Linked DNA regions of Homo sapiens: region 2 is linked to region 1. The links are chromatin loops, found by intact Hi-C in ENCODE. Cell type or tissue: Calu3. All regions are shown on one strand.

The links. Peaks named below come from ENCODE experiments on the same cell type or tissue, not always from the same donor. Only the 100,000 strongest peaks of a DNase experiment are listed, where the experiment ranks them.
Region 2: it touches region 1 in a loop (4-fold over the local background); 2 of 110 quality-filtered maps call a loop at or near these places.

The regions. Positions count from the first base shown.
Region 1 is chr2:110,754,290-110,756,789 of GRCh38, forward strand. All of the region lies in intron 1 of ACOXL (acyl-CoA oxidase like), which reads left to right. Among named protein-coding and RNA genes, the nearest start is that of ACOXL, 23 kb to the left of the region's middle. In Calu3, a CTCF peak has its summit at 1,410; no DNase peak of the experiment used is centred here.
Region 2 is chr2:110,657,090-110,659,589 of GRCh38, forward strand. It overlaps BUB1 (BUB1 mitotic checkpoint serine/threonine kinase), which reads right to left. Exons shown (of 25, transcript NM_004336.5): 12 at 1,525-1,653; 13 at 1,321-1,431; 14 at 457-556; 15 at 1-28. SNORD132 (small nucleolar RNA, C/D box 132) reads right to left here and starts at 1,160; the gene lies at 1,061-1,160. In Calu3, no CTCF peak of the experiment used is centred here; a DNase peak (open chromatin) is centred at 1,002.

The sequences.
Region 1 (2,500 bases):
TGGAACTCCCAGGCTCAAGCAATTCTTGTGCCTCAGCCTCTCAAAGTGCTGAGATTACAGGTGTGAGCCACCATGCTGCCCAGCCTAGTTCTATGAGAGTTTATTCCCTATGTAGTATTGTGTTACCAACACCATGATGAGGGCACACAACATCACAAAGAAACTCCCCTTTGTTTTCCCTTCAGAATCAGAATCCCCATAGTCCTAACCCCAGCAGCAACTGATATGTTCTCCATTACCTTAATTTTGTCACTTTGAAAATTTATAAAATTGGAATTATGTAATATGTAACTGTTTTGAGATTGGCATTTTTTCACTCAACACAATGCCCTATCCAAGTTATTGTGATCTATCCAAGTTGTGTGTGTCAGTGGTTCATTCCTTTTAATTGTTGAGTAGTATTCCATTGTATGGATGTGTCACAGTTTGTTTATCCATTTGCCAGTGGCATTTGGGTTGTTTCCAGTTTTTGATGATTGCAAATAAAGCTGCTGTAAACATTTATGTACAGGTTTTAAAAATAATTTTTGTAAACAAAGAATTTCTCCTAGGGTGTATACCTGGGATTGCGATTGCACATGAAAAGTCTATGTTTAACTTCATAACAAACTGTCAAACTTTTCTAGAGTTCCATTTTACACTCCTACCTCCAGCGAATGAGGGGTCTAGTTGCTCAGCATGCTTGTTAACACTTGGTATGGTCAGCATTTGTTTTGCCACCTTGCCAGGCTTCCTAGAGAGATCTCTCTCTCTCTCTCTTTTAGCTTAGAGGTTTGCAGGCTTATTCTTAGTCATGGGACCGTTTTACAACCTGAATCCTGCACAGAACACCAATAGGGAAGTCAGATGATGGTGGAGCTGCTGGCCAGAGCTAGGCCCTCCCTAGACCTCATCACATCTCCAACAGCTGTCCCCAGATGACCCTCACATGTGAGGCCTGACTCCCACCCCCAGAACTGATGCCATAAACCCAGGGCCGCTGCCTGCAGCCTGAGATCTAGGAACACTAATATTTGCCTAATCTCCATATCTTAGAGACCCAAGAAGACATAAAAGAGAAATTATAGCTGAGAACATGTCAAAAAATCATTGTTTATGATTTTATATGCCATTGTTATACAGATGGTATTTGAGGAAAACTACCAAGATTGTTAAATGTGGCGGTTTATATTTGAAGACAGAAAATACACAACTATGCATGTTGCTTAGGGGATTGGAGCATAAGGATGTTTCTAAAATCCTGATTTTTCCGCGGCAGATTGTCACCTGTTTGCTCGAACAGTGTTAGCAATTTAGATATTATTATTATGATAAACCGGTGTTCAAGCTTTCAGCTAGTTTCCAGAATACATTTTTATCCAGCTTTAATTTATTTATGAATTTGTTATGGCAGCAGTTCAAATGAGGAACATACTCCATCTAGTGGTTCTTTTTAACTATGCAATTTAAAATAAAATTTAAACATTTATTTGAAATAGGTGTTATTTTAACTTGGTTCAAAAGTCAGAAAGCATAAAAAAATAGAGTACTGTTTCCCATCTACTGAATTTTCCCACCTCCACCCCACATACCCAAAAGGTAAAAACTGTTAGTTTCTAGTGTGTCCTTAAAGAAATTAAAAAAAATACACACACATGCAAGCAATATGTGTATTGTTAATCACTATTTCTGTCCATATAACATTATTCTCATCCCTTGTAGGGCATTTTGGGAATGGGAATGAGAATAGACCTATAATTAGAATTGTCTAACATGTCTCTGTTGAGAAATTTATTTGATATAAGGAATTCGGGTGTTAATAGTTGAGAGCTGTTTAGTAATAGCCCACTTTTCTTAAGGCCTCTTTTTTTTTTCTGAAGCAGAGTCTTGCTCTGTTGCCCAGGCTGGAGTGCAATGGCACGATCTCGGCTCACTGCAACCTCCGCCTCCCGGGTTCAAGTGATTCTCCTGTCTCAGCCTCCCGAGTAGCTGGGATTACAGGTGCCCGACACCACGCTCGGCTAATTTTTTTCTATTTTTAGTAGAGACGGGGTTTCGTCATGTTGGCCAGGCTAGTCTCAAACTCCTGACCTCAGTTGATCCGCCCACATTGGCCTCCCAAAGTGTTGGGATTACAGGTATGAGCCACCGCACCGTGTCAAGGTCTGTTTATTTTATAGGTTTTGATCATTTCTTCAGTTCCTTTGGGCGATGTGTGTATTATCTGTGCATTAGTGGCCCTCATCTACTGATTTCTTGGATTAAAATTATGAAATAATTCTTCAGGTTTTATTTTAATACTTTGTGGTTTTATTTTTCTTCATGTCAATTGTTGATCTATTTGGAATTTATTCTAGTACGTGGTGTGAAATGGGGATCTGACTTAATTTTCCTTTCCAGTTGGCCACCCAGCTGGATGTTTCAGTAATGTTTGTTTTTCCCATGATTTGATATACCACATTTGTCTTACATATATTAAATTTCCATATATACTTACTTCTGTTTCTCAATATTCTATTTT
Region 2 (2,500 bases), 97 kb before region 1:
TGTGGGTTTATTTTTAGGCTGTGGTAATCTAAGGAAAGATTTGCTAAATTATAAATAGTAAAATATGCTAAGGAAATAAATGCTATCACTTGACCATTAGAAAAGTTCTCTACTTATCCTATTTAATGAGTTAATCTTTATATAGATATTCCTTGCTTTTATAGCAGTTCTAGCAAAACTGAGTGTAATCAAATTAACATGACTTATAAAAGTAGACCTATCATTACTTGAGGGTGGGAAGTACAGAAATTTCTGTCACATAACTTTTAGAAGCCAAAAATGAATTCCTGCAGTACTGTAAATCTGGAGAACTTTGGCAACACCCCCCTGGTTGTGTGGTCAAAAGGCTCATTTGACCATGTGATTGGCAGTTCACATTCTCTCCTCACCACCCCACCACCTCTGGTCCCAGAGAAAACTCGGCAGCATCCCATTAACTAGATGGTATTTTTTTACCCATAATTTTCTTTGTTTCCATCTTCAAACACATGAAAAGCAGATGACAAAGAAGAGATGATCTTATTGACTCCCCAAGCCCCAGATGACCTTACATTTTCTGCAACAGAATAAAAAATAGCATCTAATTATTGTACTAGGAAAAAACATCCTTTATATTAAACTTCAACTACAAATAAGAAAAAGGACTAACAGCTGACAGAAAAGAACTAATATCAGCTTTTCAAATACTAGGCAGTAAGTCACTATAGTGAGATGAAGTGACTTAACTATGGTAACAGGGTTTTGTACTCAAGTCCCAGGTCACGAGTCCCTGCCACATATCAGCAAGGTGTTAATCATTCTCCTAAATCAGTACTATTGTCACCTGACTCACTCAATAAACGCTCTCAGGGTTTCGTTTTCCATTTCCTTCAAGAAAGAATTAAGCTCTTAGCTTTACATTTCAAGTCCTCCTGAGTCTAATTGGCTTCTACTTATCTTTATCATGATCTCTGGCTTCTAGCATGAATCCCCTGACTCTAGACAAATGTGGGCTAGCTGCCAGCCTCCTCTAATACTCTGCCCCAGCCATTCCTCTACCAGTGAAGGCTCAAGTCACACCTTGAGTACTCAGCCCTTCTTATCCATGGGGGTTTTGTCCTTCTTTAGCACTATTCTTTTTTTTTTTTTCCCTTTAATCAAGCAAATCTATCACACACATTGAGTACCTTGTCAAGAACTGTCTTATTTTTATTTCATGCATTCCCTGCCTTTATGTGACAAGCTAATCAAGGGCAGGGTCACCTCTTAAATAATTCTTGATATTTTCTGTGATAACCACCTATAATGCTATGCACTTAGTAGCTTTTAAATAGTTATTACTTTGAAACTGGGCTTCAAATGCATCTTCATTTTGATCTAGAGATTGCCATTCATCTTTGTCATCAGAAATATCAGGAAGTGTAGGAGCCTGAAACATATTCATGATGAAACCTTAAAGAACAAAAAGAATAATTGTAAACAGGTTGCAAAAGAGCTTTCATTAACTTGTCATCAGGTGCTACACACTCAGATAAAATACTTTACCTAATGCTTCTTTTGTGTGCACGGTGGGTGATGGCTGCACTTTGGATGGCGTTGCCTGAACCATTCCCAGTGATGTGTTTGGAGTTGTGTGAAAAGAACTTGTGTTGGCAACCTTATGTGTTTCACACCCTAGCAAAGAAATGGAGACAAAATGTGGTATCAGTAGGGAAATCAGAATAACTTAAAAGACACACAATTTAAGTAAGTTACAATTAAAACAGTTTGTCATTGTTAAAAATTATCACTAAGAATTTCCAGTATTATAGTGCTTTCATATATTTCATTTTTATCTTTATAATAGTCCTATGAAGTAAATGAGGTGAAAATTATCCTTTTACAGAAAAGGAAATGAAGGCTGAGAGAGATTGAGTGGTTGGTCTGGATTATACCAGATTAGCAACTTTGTCATAAATTATACCCTTAGTGCCACTGTATCCCAAGTTCATAGTCACAATGTAAATCTTAAGATTGGCTTCCCATCTCATTCCACTGCAGTCAGGCATAGAATACAAGGCCCTGCACAGCCTGGGTCCTGTTTGGTCAGGCCTCACCTTCCTCCTCTCCCTGCTTACCTCCCCACATTGGTCCCTTTGCTGTGCTTAGAATATATCAGAGATTTTCCTGCTTGAGGGCTTAGCACTTAATATTCCCTCTGTCTGAAAAGTTGCCCAAGCTAATGGCATGGTAGCTCCCTAACTTTAGCCCTTTACCCAAATATCACCTTGACTGAAATTTCAACCCCATAACTCCAATAGTACATTTCTTTCCCCCTCTGTGTGGGTGGAGATTTTTTGTTCATGACTTCATCCCTAACTATGTATAACAGTGCCTGGCACCTACAGAGCAGGCTCAGTAAGTCTTGGTTCAGTTAATGAACCTCCAGCTATTTCAAACAGCCCTCCTCCTCACCAAACTGTCCAGAAAAAAAATGTCCCAGTCACACAGCGGAGAAGTGAAAGCCCAACCTGTGCATCTT